Regions from separate parts of the Homo sapiens genome. Here region 2 is linked to region 1. Evidence: chromatin loops called from intact Hi-C (ENCODE). Cell type or tissue: Caco-2. All regions are shown on one strand. Each heading gives the region's core, and the rest is flanking DNA. Links, peaks and the distances in the headings are about the cores only.

Region 1 (8,157 bases), core at 1,579-6,578:
CCTTATTCCAGGCTGGCTTTGAAATCAGAGGGACCCGTGGGGCTCTAAGGGGAAGGTATCCTAGGGGATTAGATGATGTGGTCCTGATGAAGGAAGGACAAATTGCAGTTTCATGAAAAATAAAACAAGGTGGCTCACCTATGATCCCAGCACTTTGGGAGGTCAAGATGGGCAGATTGCTTAAGACCAGGAGTTCAAGACCAGCCTGGGTAACATAATGAGACCCCCATCTCTACAAAAAAAATTTTTAAAAAAATAACTGAGCGTGGAGGCGCATGCCTGTGGTCCCAGCTACTGGGGAGGCTGAGGCAGGAGAATTACTTGAGCCTAGGAGGTCGAGACTGCAGTGAACCGTGATCGTGCCACTCTACTCCAGCCTGGGTGACAGAGCAAGACACTGTCTCAATAAATAAATAAAACAAAAAATAAAGCTCCAGATCACCTCTGAAATATGGAATCCCTAGAAATTTGGGGACAGCATGCGGTAGAAAGAGTGTGGACTTTGGAGTCCAGGCAGATTAGGCCTTTGTCCTCTGCTTTGCCCTTTGCCTTGATTTGAGTCTTGCTTTCCTCCTCTGGAAAACGGACAAGCATCCTGCCTCTCAGGGGTGCTGTGAGCATGAAATGGAGCTGTGATGTGAAGCTCTGAGCCCTGGGCTCAGGCAGTTTCCAGGATATGGAAACTGTTTTCCACAGAATTCCCGGCCCACAGAATCAATAAAGCGCTGCTGTTAGTGTTGTTTGCCTGCCCCAGCACTTATCCTTCGGCTGGATGACAGGCAGAGCATGTGAATCGCAAAGCCAGCTTCGATAGTGCTAATGCGCTTAGGATAATGCGGCCACAGCTGAAGGCCTGAGCAGCCCCTCTGGGGACCCAGGAGAGCCCTTGATGTGGTTTTAATGTGGCCACAGCCCTGGCATTTACTCAGGTGATGAAGAGCTGGTTGGCAGATTCAGCTGGCTTCTGGGTTTTCCGGGGTTTAGAGAGGGTTGGGGGCCTTGGGAAACCAGATATGGGGGCTTATCACTGGAATGGTCTGTGCAGAGCTTGCTGGTTCACAAGCACGTTCATGCCTCTGCTGCTGGTCTCGTCCTGAGGTTTGGCATCCGGGCACCGGGGAGGCTGTGCTAGGCTTCTCCCCTGCCAGCTGTCTTGTCTGCCAGCATGCTTCATGTGAGAGGGTCTTGATTTCCCTCCCCAGTAGTTTTTCTCTGTATTTGTGTGGACTTCCATAGGTGGTGATGTGGATAAATGCAGTATTACTATAGTTACTATTTGTCACCTGCCTGCCTACAGGTAGGCACTTTATGTATATTATCGAATTTCTAACAATCTGGAGAGGTTGGTTCAGCATTTTTATCCTTACTTTATGGGTTTGGAAAAGGCTCAGAAAGGTCGGGTGGCTTCCTCATGCTGACACAGTTGATGGGGGCAGGATTGTAACCAGGCGTGCCTGCCTCTTTCCTGTTCCCTGGGCTGGAGGAACCATTATGATTGTCAGAGATTCTGCATATTTCTGCCTTTGCGTGCCCCTTTCTCCATAAAAAATATTTAAAAATTATAGTTTCTGACTGGTTGGTATAAGCACAGATATAAACCAGGTTGGACATATTCATATATTTTCTACTAATGTTAAAAGAAGCTAACACATTTTCATAGGCTGCTAAATGTGTCATGATCCTTAGTTGCTGTGCCTGCTGGGCTGCCAGCCCTTTGGGGGACAAAGTTGGTGTCCCAAGAGAGGGAAGTGGGAGAGGGAGAGAGTGCCTGGCTCAAGTGACTCTCCTTTTCTGCCTGACAGTGCTGGTGGCCTCAGTTTACCCCCGGAAGCCTCAAGCTGTAGAGCGGCATGTCCTTCCCATCCTCTGGCACTTCCTGAACACCGCCACCAGGAATGGCACCCTGCCTGGACCCAGCGGGAACATCCGCGGGGTGGTGTGCCGGCTGTCCAGGAGCCTCCAGGAGCACATGGGCTCCCGCCTGCTGGACTTTGCCGCCAGCCAGCCAAAGCACGTCCTCAAGACGCTCCAGGAACTCTTAGACTCAGAGTCCTTGGGAGGCAGCCGCAAGGCCACTGACAGAGGGGTGGCCCCTGACAGCAAGACAACTGGCAGCTCATACCCTTTTCAGCTGGATTAAAGATGGATCTGAAATGGGCAATTATTATTTATCTTATTTTTTTGATGGACTATTCTCCTGGTTACTTTCCCCCTTAGAGTTCCAGATGTACATGGTATATTTTGAAGTAGAAATAAAAGAATTACTTATTTTTCTAAGGTTTTATTATCTTGTACTTTTTTAATCACAGAGAATTTTCCAGTAACTAGGTTTGTGATGAACGAAATGAAATGTGACAGCAGCAAAACCAGTTGCAGACAATGTTGAGACAAAGAGTTAGGAAGAAAAAGGGTAGCACAGCCCTGCAAGCTGCAGCCCGCTCGAGACGATAGTTGCCCATCTGTGAGCTGCTGGGCAAGCCCTCCTGAAACCCGCAGCCTGAGTTGGTCATCGAATCCAGTCCATTTGTTATGGGCCTGATTGGAGGTGAGTGTAACAAACGTGTTCAGGGACATCGTGCTTCTGCCCTGCAAAAGCTGCAGCACGTGTCTGTTGGTCCTGTGGGAACCTTCTGATCGGCCCAGCTTATCAAAAGACAAGGGGAATTTGAGATTTGCATCACTAAAAGCCTTCTCTAGAAGTTGGAGTTCTGGCTAGTTCTGAAGAGGACTAGACAATGCTTTGCCATTGAAACACCCTAAATGGAGATGCATGTGGAGCGTAAAGTGCTACCAGTGTGCAGATGCTGCCGAGTCTCTGAAACTGCACAGGCTGCAATTGTGGGCCACATCACAAGGCTGGAGGGGCGAGTGGGCACAGCACGGGCCAGGACTTGTGGAAGCAGGGAAGGTGTTGGCCCCTGGGGGAACAGCCAGTGAAATGAAGTCCCGGCAGTGGAGAGGGAAGTCTGGGGCTCAGGCTCTGGACACTTTAGGTAGGAGTGGCTCTGCCTTGGCTGGGGCCAGTGGCAGGTTAACAACTGTGTGACCAGAAAGAGTTAGAGCTAAGGCCATGACCTCAAATGCACAGGCAAGGCAGGCCTGGTAAGGCAAAGGCTGAAGAGGCAGCATCCCAGCTCTTGCAGGGGAGCCCAGCCTGCAGCCACGTGCTGGGGCAGATCCAGACGACCGAGGCCCTGAGGGCCCAGCCTCATGCCAGCAAGTTTTCTGGCAGACACCCCCCTCCCCTGCCCTTCCCCAGTGGAACCTCTTTCCACTGTCATCTGCCCCCCAGGCCTAACATCCATTCCACATCCCTGTTCTGAGCCTCTCCTGGGGAGTCTGGCTCTGGAAAGCCCCGAATCTACTCACTTATGTATTTCCATACCCCACCAGGCTGAGGAAGCCACTTTCCCATCTTGCCTCTGTGGCAGGTGTAGTTAGTCCGGCCCCTCCTTACGCCCTGGGGTGAGGTTGGGCCTGCGAGTCATCCCGGGCCTTGGGCTTGTCATAGGCGGCTTAAGAGTGACTTTGGGTAATTCTAGCCCAGTGAGCTGCTTCTCACCTGATTGTGACCCCAGCAGGGGCTTCCCTGCGACCATCTAGCTCTTTGTTGATTCTGATTGAACCAGGTTAAAGGCCTGCTAGACAGGCAGCCATCCAAAAATGCCCAAGAGGCTGACAGTAAATGTTTTAAGTGTTGAACAATTTAATGAATTGCATTTGCCTGTCATCTGAGCAAATGTTTTTGGTTTGGTGAGGAGACTTGCATTTTCTGCTTTTATCCTAGAATGTATCAGAACATTTCAGGGTTTTTTAGATCCCTAGGAGGCCAGGGACGTAGAGTCTGGCAAGGATTTTGACGGCAGAAATGAAGCTTAGCAGTACTGTCCTGTCTTCCTGCCTTCCATGTGTGTTCTCACACAGGAAGCTTCCCATCCCATGGGCCTCCACCCACTCTCAGGGGCGGAGGCATTGAAAACAGCTGAAAACAGTGGAAAAGTGCAGAATACATCTTTGCACTGTTCTCTTTTCCCTCATTATTTCAGGTTTTATTAACCACACCTGTGGTGTGACGCTGCTGGGAGGCACTGGGTGGCTCTGGTGTACCTTGAGAAATTTCCATCTCCAAAGACTTCCTTACCTCATTACTTTTAAAATGAAGGGAAGACAGCATGTTGGTAACCTGGCCCTGGGCCTGTTGGGAATACCTGTGGGAATCTAATGGGACGGCCTGTCATGGGACATGAAGATTTTCCTAAGAGCTGGGGCTGGAGCTAAGCCCACACATACTTTGCTTGGTTCTGTGTGTGGCCAGGAACTCCACTTACATGAGATGCTCTTGGGGGTGGGAATACAGCCTCTAATGATGGAAGATTCTCTTTCTCTCAATCTCTCTCTCCATGTAACAAAAATGCAGGTGCAGTCACTCACTGCTTGCAGACTCCAGTGAACAAAAGGGAGGCCTGGTATAAAGAAACTGACTTTTTATTCCAAAGCTAGTTTAGGGGAAGAAGCTGCCTTGAAGGGTACTGTGTCGTTTTTGGAGCAGAAAGTGGGCACTTTTAAAGGGGCGGGGGGGGGGGTGCTGGCACGAATGGCATGCAGGAGAGGAAGCGGGCAGGTGGGGGAGTCCACATACTTGCTTTGATGACTTATGTAACGGGTGGTCAAGTTGGCATCTTCGTGGGCAGAACTAGGTTGTAAAGTGGCTGAAGCTCTCCGGGTGGGAGGGAGTTTCATAGTGGGCATATTTTGGGTTATTAATTGACTGTTGTGTCTCCAGGCAGTTTCCTGGTGGGTGCAAGTTCTGCTCTAGAGCTTCTAAGCACACAGTTAGATGAGCCTGCCCTGGAGGGAGTGTCTGGTAAAGGGGAGGTAAAAGGTTATAGTTGCATTTCTTTTATATATATGTTTATTTGTTTATTTATTTATTATACTTTAAGTTCTAGGGTACATGTGCACAACGTGCAGGTTTGTTACATATGTATACATGTGCCATGTTGGTGTGCTGCACCCTTAACTCGTCATTTACATTAGGTATATCTCCTAATGCTATCCCTCCCCCCTCCCCCACCCCACAACAGGCCCCGGTGTGTGATGTTCCCCTTCCTGCGTCCAAGTGTTCTCATTGCTCAATTCCCACCTATGAGTGAGAACATGCGGTGTTTGGTTTTTTGTCCTTGCGATAGTTTGCTGAGAATGATGGTTTCCCGCTTCATCCATGTCCCTACAAAGGACATGAACTCATCATTTTGTATGGCTGCATAATATTCCATGGTGTATATGTGCCACATTTTCTTAATCCAGTCTATCATTGTTGGACATTTGGGTTGGTTCCAAGTCTTTGCTATTGTGAGTAGTGCCGTATAGTTGCATTTCTAAAGGGCTAAGTAGGAAGTGGGGAACAAGGGGAAATGGGGAAAAGAGAAGAGAAATAATTTTAAAAACTCGTTTTCTTAGAAAAATGAGTGTACTCAGTTCAGAGTGAGACTCATAGACAGAAGACTTGTCTGAGAGCTGTAACTGCCAGGATTCCCTTTTACATCAAGGAGAATTTTTTTGAGATTTTAGGAAACTTTTCCTATAGGTCCCATTGTGGCAGGCCAGGTATCACTAATGCAGGCATCCATAACAACTGTTTCAATACTGACTGAGTGGTTAAGTTAAACATTAAAAGCTGAGAGAGCTGGTGGCCTTATACAAAGGCTGGAATGTAACAAAAGCCCACCAAGAGTTTGCCTAGGCCTTTGCTGGGCCTTGAAGCATGATGAGATAATGAAGGAATTCTTAGTGGGACCTGTTTAGGATTAAACAAGCTTTACTGGGTGTCTGAAGAAACTCCCCAGGCCTCCAAAAACAAGTTTATTGGAGGTCTGAAGGAACTCCCCAAACCTTCAGGATTTAGCAGGAGACAAGATAAGGGTAATCACCCCAGCACCTGGACCCATTTAGATTAAGTAAATCTATTGAGGCTCCAGAGGAAGGTCTTCAGGACTTAGATGTTAGCTACAGATTAAAAGAAATTAATCGCTTATGTCTTTAGATGAGTGCACACTTACACATAGACATGTAGCTTAGAAGATATGCAAGCTCTGGAAAACTTTGTAATTTGAGTTGGTCTGGCGATATTTTCCAGGCCTTCTCCCTGTAACCGGTTATGGAAATAAAAAACTCTCTTCCTCCCCAGTTCATCTGCATCTTGTTACTGGGCCACGAGAAATAGCAGCCCAACCCTCAGTTTGGTCCAGGAACAAAATCTCTCATCTTGTTTTCTCCTCCCTTTATTATCTCCTACCTGCTGAGATAATAAACGTTTCTACCCTCTCACTGTGCTTCGGAATCATCTGGCAAGACTTAAAAAATACTGAGGTCTACCCCCACCCCACAGGGATTTTGATTCACTTGGTCTGAGGTGAAGCCTAGGCAGCTGTATTTTTTTTTCTTTTAACTCCAGGTGATTCTAATGGCTGGGTGAATTCAAAAACCACAATAAAATATCAGATAAAAAAGGAAACTGGCCATGGCTTAGGCCCTGTGGGCTCCTGGCCTGCCAGCTCCCCTTACCTCACAGCCCTAGAGTATTCTGGGGTTGACGGTAGAAACTGAGTCCAGGCTCTGGAGTCAGGCCTGTGGCCTGCTGGCGTGTGGCTTGGGACCCATCTATCAACCTCTCTGATCTTTCCATATCAATCTAGTGTGTGGATGACATCAATGCCCACCTACACCTGGCTGTGGTGACGATGACTGAGAACATTCTCATAAAGCATTTAGCATAAGGCCACGAAAACAGGGAGCTGTTCTGCTTGGGGCCTGCCATTTCTCCAGCTGTCTTACCCTTTCTCCAGACGCCCTCAGAACCATCCCTCCCCCCAGAGAAGAAAACCCAGAAGCTCTTCTCTCCTTGTGGCTGTTCCTTCCCCTCCACTCTTCTGACTCTTGAGACTGGAGAGGGGATGATTTGCAGGGGAGCAGAGTGCTTTCTTGCCTAAAGCATTTTCCTCTTATTATAACTTGGTTCTGCCATTAGGAAAAGAAAGGGGGAAATGACCATAAGTCTCCTGCTCTCCTTGTGATGGAGGGAGGAAGATGGGGGCCCAGAAAGGGAAGCCGAGAGGAAGAGCCAACCTCCTCATTAAATTCTGCAGTGTTCCAGGTCTGCCATTCTTCTTGACATCTTATAAGGAAGATATTATTTCTTCCATTTCCTGATGAGGAAACTGGGCCTCAGCGATGCTTAATGAATAACCGCAGCCAGTGCACAGGAATCACCTGGGAATCTTGGTAAAGTTCAGATTCTGCTTCAGCAGGTCTGGGTGGGGCCTGAGAGTCTGTAGTGTTCAATTCCCAGGTGAGGTCAATCCTGTGAGTCTGGCAGGGACCACACTTTGAGGCGTCAGGTCCTAAGACAGCAAGAAAGTGGCTGAAACTTGGGTGTGTGTCCAGGCCTGTTTGACTCCAAAGCCCCTGACTTTCTGTTCCAGGATGTTTTATGGCTCCAAGACATTTACCTCCCCTTGGGTCAGTTTGAGCCCTTTGAAATAAGCCACGGAAACCCCATGGATTTCTGGAGTTAGTCTGGTCCCAGAGTTTTGCTCCCAAAAGCTTCAGGGCAGAGAGGGTCTGCTTGGTCAGCTCTGATCATTAGGACATGCTGTGAACACTTGGCCTCTGGTGGGGACGGGATTTGTGGACACAAATGAAGGCTACATGAGCAAAGTGTAGCCTATTCAGAGCTTGCTATAGCAAGGGAGCCTGCCATGACGACCTGAGTTTTGGCAGAGACTCATATGCAAGCAGAGGTAATGCTGCAGCTTCATAGTGGAAAAAGGGGAGACTTCAGGTATGCCCTGATTGGAAGCTGTTGGCCTGGGGACGCTGTAGGCACGAAGTGTGGACTGTGGCTTGCTTGTTACAGTATCACCCACGGTGCTTGTTAAAGTACAGATCCCTGGGTTGTACTGCAGACCTACCGAATCAGAGCCTTGATCACTCAAAGTTGAGAACCTCTGTCACAATCTCAAAGCTTTCAGTGGTTATTAGGTTCCCAGGCTAGCCCACACCTGGGAGTCAGCATCCCTAAATCAGTCTTTACCAAATGTGGTTGATGAAAAGAATTGCTTGCGGGAGGAGAACGGGGAGAGAGAGACGGGAACAAGT
Region 2 (6,364 bases), core at 19-5,018, 140 kb after region 1:
ATATTCTATCGGCAAAGCGGTGTTGATTACATCCGGGTCCTGCCGTAGGGGAAATTATTAAAACTTTGAATCAGAGACAAAAAATGTTGGATCTAGAAGATACCTTAGAGATGATGTTATCTAAACATATTCTACAGATGAGGAAACCAGGATTTATTGAGAATATAGTAACTTACAGGCACTGGGGCATACAAAATGAATGGGAAGTCATCCTTATCCTCAAAGACCTTAGAGGATAAGCGCTATAATGGAAGTGTGTATGGGTGCCTGGGACAGAGTGGAGCAGGAAAAGCTTTGCAGAGGAGGAGACCTTTGGCCAGTTTTTAAAGATTAGTGGATTTAAAAAAAAAATTAAGATTATTATTTGTATTATTCCAGTCTAGTTCCACTAAAATCGTTCCAACTGGAAAAAATAAAAATAAAAGCCTATGTGTTTGACTTCAAGAGTGATGGTGGGGGGCTGGGGGGAGGAGGAGAGGAGACACATGCCATGTTGGCCTACAGGGTTTATTTTTTGATCTCTTCCCAGCTGCTTTCCATTTCCATTTGGGTACTTTACACTTGATTGTAAGTTTTCCTGTGCCACATCATCACATGTGCAGGTACCACAGTGCATGTTTTTGTGTTTGTTTTTTAGAGACAGTCTTGCTCAGTCGCCCAGGCTGGGGTGCCATGGCTCAATCTTGGCTCACTGCAACCTCTGCCTAGTGGGTTCAAGCCATTCTCGTGCCTCAGCCTCCTGAGTAGCTGGGATTACAGGCATGCACCCCACCCCCCCACCCCCCCACCCCCGCTAATTTTTGTGTTTTTAGTAGAGACAAGGTTTCATTCAACATGTTGGCCAGGCTGGTGTCGAACTCCTGACCTCAGGTGAGGCACCTGCCTCGGCCTCCCAGAGTGCTGGGATTACAGGCATTCTTTAACTAGTCTGGATGTGAGGGACCCTTTGCACAACCCAGGAAATGCTGAAGTGCTGTGAGGAAAACCATTTACAAAAACAACTGTGTGCTAGATCATTTTCACAGTAATAGACTGTAACATAGAAGAACAGAAGCAGCTGCCAGAAGTTTAGGGAAAATTTGTGGAAGAAAAATTAAATTTGGAGAAATTAATTAATATTTTATGCAAATTGAGAAAATACCCTCATTACCTGAGTAACAGAAAAACACGAGTGTTCGAGTTTAAAAAATAACTACCTCTGACTCATTAAAACATTCTTTAGTTCCCTCTGTGTTTTAGTAATTTCTATAGTGAATCAATCATTTTAAATATGCTTGTGTAAAACTGCCTTTTAAGAGGGATATTATAGACTATTGAGAAAAATACTCCTAAGAAGGTATATATGTTTAAGTGGGTGTATTCCATTCAGATTACAACAAAATAACCTAATGTCATTAAACAGAGTTCTCTGAAAGAACCTTCAATAACGTGATATAGGAAGTCTATAGATAAAAATGCCAGTTCACTCACGTGAGCTGAAAGGAATAAGAGGATGGAGTAGTGAGGCTGGAAAATGACTACAGTTTGAAAAATGTGTCTGTCTTTAGTCACAATGAAGAGGAGGGGATTTAAAGAAATAGTAGGTAGGCCAGGTGTGGCAGCACTTTGGGAGGCCGAGGCGGGTGGATCACTTGAGGTCAGGAGTTCGAGATCAGCCTGCCAAAATGGTGAAACACCATCTCTACTAAAATTACAAAAAAAATTAGCTGGATATGGTGGCACATGCCTGTAATCCTGGTCACTCAGGAGGCTGAGGGAGGAGAATCGCTTGAACCCGGGAGGTGGAGGCTGCAGTGAGCCAAGATGGCGCCACTGTGCTCCAGCCCGGGCAGTAGAGCGAGACTGCTCCCAAAATTAAATTAAATAAATAGTGGTTTATTGACTCTTCTAAAATATTCTCAGAATTAGATATCCTGGCAGAACGAGAACCAAGAGAGAGGGAAAGAAAGTGAATACAGGGAAGAGGAGAGCATCGGACAGAACAAAGCCCTGAGCAGGCGATTGGTGATACTGGCAGCAAGGCTGGCCTTGAAGGGGAGGAGAGACGGGAAGGCAGGTGGTGAGAAATGGCGGCAGAGGCAGAGAAGTTTGTATCAGAGACAGGGAGGAAATGAGGGCATTCTCTTATGATGATCTCCACCCTCTTGGTGAGGGAGGAAGCATAGCTGTCGGCTGAAAATGAGGGAGAGAAGCAAAAATTTCGAGTCGTTATTGAAGGAATGGGAGAGGGATCTGTAGAGGAACCCACAGGATTGCTAGAAGAATGTTTGACTTGGACAGACTCTTCAGGCCTTAACTCCTCATCTATAAGGTAGGGATATTTTACATTCCCCACTAAGGATAAAACGAAATACGCAAAAAGTGATTTGTGCAGTATGAATGATAGCAAGTATTATTGATGATGTTAAAATTTCTCCAGATTACTTTGAAATTTCATTCCCTTAATCCTCCTGACATATATAGTTGGACATATAATCTATCAATTTTATATGCAATTAATTACTTCACATGTTGTTATTTCTCCAGCCAGGCTCTAAACTATTTGAGAGCAGATGTGTTCCATACGTCTGTGAAGCTTCAATTTTGGCTACTAAAACATTAGGTCCCCAGTAGGGACTTGATAAATTCTCGTGGACTGGATTGATTCCCCAGTTTTTACTGTGTGTCTGGCACTGTGCTGTGTGCTGGTGAAGTTACTAATATTTATTTTACAAAATGGGCAAATGGAGACACCAGTCATTTCATTTTAGAGAAAATTAATTTTCACTATTTTGATCATAAATCTTGTACTCTGACTGGCTTGACCTATTTCATATTTCGGTATTTGCCATCTTTAAGACTGTTTCATATAGAGTAAATGTTGACCAAAGGGAGAAAATGTTTTACCTGGGTGCAGTATTCAATCCTCTCCAAAATGATGGCAAAGTTGGGCCTGTCTTCAGGCTGATGTTGCCAGCACTGAGTCATTATCCGGTATCTAAAAGAAGAAGCACATTAATTAAAATAAGGAGAAGCACAATGATGAAAAATATATTTTCTTCCAGCCCCAGGGTTGCAACGAATACGTTGAGGGTGCGAACTCGTCTAGGCCCCGTGTACTTGGCCTATGCTGCCCCCTGCTGATTGGTCAAGGAAGAGTGCGCAGGTGTAAAGGTATCTAACACAGACATCCTGATGTTTATGTTAACCACGGCTGCTGTCACTCCATTCCTGAGTTAAAGCCACTTTGGGGACAGAATATTCCAATTATATTTCCCATCCACGTTGCTTGTGGGAAGGAAGTGAGGGGTGCCAGGCAGGGCAGGAGACATTGCAGGGAATGGAAATCTTTAAAGTAGACACAGACATACGGTGTAGGGCAGCAGGGACTGGGCCTGGGACACACATTCCCAGCAGGAGCTTGGGGAATGTAGGCCTGGTGAGTCCACAGCCTGTAGCCAGACAATGGATACTTTTTCTGGGATGGCATCCTTGCTTTTGAGGGCCTGGGAGACGCATCCATCTCACTGAAGTCGCAGTCACATTCGCATCTTGGGGCATATTAAAGGGAGGGCAGCCATCTGCCCCTTCATCTTAAAGAAGCATATGTGGCTCTGGATATTTTTTGAAAAGAAAAACTGCTTAGTAACTAGCAGAAGTGTTCCTAAAAGAGTCATACACAGGCCCAGGGCAGTTCTTGGGTGGGTCCATCCGGCCTCCACTGGTGACAAACTCCAGAACTTCCTGGTTGCTTTTGCTGGGGTATGGCATATATCCAAGAGAAAAGATTTCCCATAGCAGCACTCCAAAGGACCTGGGCATGGGACAGAGGACATGGAGATGGATATAGACACACCCACCCACATTCACACACACACACAGGCACACAGACATACAATTTCAACCTTTTTTTCCCCCATTATACCCTTTTCCATAACATAGAACTCTTAAAATGTAGAAAAATTTAAAAAATAAGAAAATACTACACATGATGCTCCCTTAAAAGACAACCCCTGTTGATTTTTAAGTCGTTTCTGTGCTGAGATTTTTTTTCACTTATTTGCAGTTATATTCAATATGCAATTTTGAACCTTGACTTTTCTGCACATTTCATTATATCATAAACATTTTCCATGCCAGTCCATTTCATAAATAACATTTGGAATGGCTAATGGCTGTAAAACATTCCATTGAGTAGTTGGTTTGCCTTATCATTTCCACATTGTTTTCAGTTTTCAAAATATTTAAAATACTATAATGAACATCTTTGTGCATTTTTTAAAAGGAAGATTTCCTTAAGATAAAGTCTCTGAATTACTAGATTAGGATGTCCAGCCAGCTGATTTCATAGTCTCTTACAGTTCTCTGAGCTTCAGTTTCATCTATCAGATGCCCACTCATCAACTTCACTGGCCTATTTTAATAGGCAACTCAAATTTAACATGCCCAAATGGAACTCTTTCTGTACACACATCATCTCCTTTATTCTTTTCCAACTCATCAGCACCTCTGGTTATACATTTGCTCAAGCCCAAAACCTAGGAGTCATCCTTGATTCCATTCTCCCACACCCCTCCACTTCCCATCCAACAGTCAGCAGTCCTATAACTTTCAAGATAGATCTTGAATCCAGATAGGATAATCTAGTAATTCAGGGTAATTACTGAATTAAAATGTAGGCTAATTCTAGTAAAATAACTAGATCAAAAGACTATGAATATTGACAAATTCTTGGTGCATATTATTTGGTTTCCAAATGTGTTACTCTGTTCATCTACCAGCACCATGTAAAAGCGTGGTAGACACACTCACCAGCATTGAGTATTCTTAATAATAATGACAACTTTTGCTGATTTTAAGGGAAAAAATGGTAGAATATTTTAAATTATGTTTATTGACTTGATAATTCACATGGTTGGATGTTTTCCCAAGTGTTTATTAATTCATTTCACTTTTTTTTCCTATGAATTGCCCATTTTTATCTGCTGGGACAAATTGGTATCTATCAATCAATTTTCTTTTTGATTTGTAGGCACTCTTTATATGTCAGAGATGTTAACCTTTTATAAAAAATTCAAATACTTTTATTAGTTGTTTTCTTTTTTTTTTTTTATGTAGTCTCACTCTGTTACTCAGGCTGGAGTGCAGTGGTGCCATCTTGGCTCACTGCAACCTCCACCTTCCAGGTTCAAGTGATTCGCCTGCCTCAGCCTCCCAAGTAGCTGGGATTACAGGCGCCCACCACAACACCTGGCTAATTTTTGTATTTTTAGTAGAGACAGGGTTTCGTCATGTTGGCCAGGCTGGTCTTGAACTCCTGATCTCAGGTGATCCACCCACCTCGGCCTCCCAAAGTGCTGGGATTACAGATGTGAAACACCGCACCTGGCCTTAGTTGCTTTCTAATGCTACTTTTTAGCATACCAAAGAAAGATTTTTATTTTTAGATAGTCAAACCTATTTTTTTAATGTCATGATTTCCTTTATTTTATAGTTATACAATCTTCCCTTCACCAAAGATTAGATAAATATTTGCTATCTTCTTCTAGTTGTGTTTGTTTTTGCTCTCTTCTTAAATCTAGTTGGAATTTAATTTGGTGTCTAGTGTGAGGTAAGGACCTAAATTGATTTGCTTTTCAAATAACTACTCTTCCAACACTATGCATAAGATAATTTCCTCCTTACCCATTGACTCACGATTAAAAACAGGTCTGTTTCTGGCTATATTTTCACTTCATCTATTTGTCTGCTTCTTGCATTGATACCATTCTATTTTACTTTCTGTGTATTTGTCTTAAATCTGAAAAGGCATTTTTCTCTATTTCTCTTTAAAAAATATTTGATTTCTCATTTGTTTTTTTAAAAGCTTTATGAGATGAATTCTTCGTGTTCTAAAAGAATCACCTTTGATATTTTGATTAAAACTTTAAACCACTACCTAATGATCAGCTTTTTGACAAAGACTATCTTTTAGTGTGATTGTAGTTTTCTGAGGTTAGCAAATATTACCACAAAAATTGTAGAGAACAATAGTTCCTTCATCTTCTAAGAAACATGGGGTGCTTTTATTGTCATCATCTGTGTGAAATTTCAAAGACTCTTGTGAGAAGGATTGGGCAAAGATATTTTCCCTATTTTTCAGGTGAGAAGGTTGAAGCACAGGTTATTATACAACTAATCCGAGACAGACTGGAATACATTATTAGATCTCTTGATTTTGCTACTTACAAATTGCCTGGCACATATATTATTCCTTTCTGTTTGGAGATCTCTTGATTTTGCTACTTACAAATTGCCTGGCACATATATTATTCCTTTCTGTTTGGTGATCTTACTTCCCTTCAAGGCAAAACTAACTAGGCAAAATCAAATGAACAAGAAACTG

Evidence for each region. A loop is a pair of places that touch in the nucleus more often than their neighbours do. Peaks named below come from ENCODE experiments on the same cell type or tissue, not always from the same donor. Only the 100,000 strongest peaks of a DNase experiment are listed, where the experiment ranks them.
Region 2: a loop joins it to region 1, with 16 times the contacts of the local background. A loop is called at or near these places in 19 of 110 quality-filtered maps.

What each region holds. Positions count from the first base shown.
Region 1 is chr2:29,049,954-29,058,110 of GRCh38, forward strand. TOGARAM2 (TOG array regulator of axonemal microtubules 2) reads left to right here. Exons shown (of 20, transcript NM_199280.4): 20 at 1,803-2,277. The coding sequence ends at 2,140. Among named protein-coding and RNA genes, the nearest start is that of PCARE, 20 kb to the right of the region's middle. RefSeq lists an enhancer at 3,002-3,512. In Caco-2, for the core only: no CTCF peak of the experiment used is centred there; DNase peaks (open chromatin) are centred at 3,090 and 3,459.
Region 2 is chr2:29,193,884-29,200,247 of GRCh38, forward strand. ALK (ALK receptor tyrosine kinase) reads right to left here. Exons shown (of 29, transcript NM_004304.5): 27 at 3,659-3,793; 28 at 2,887-2,977; 29 at 1-39. Among named protein-coding and RNA genes, the nearest start is that of CLIP4, 82 kb to the left of the region's middle. In Caco-2, for the core only: a CTCF peak has its summit at 3,121 (motif pointing left); a DNase peak (open chromatin) is centred at 3,108.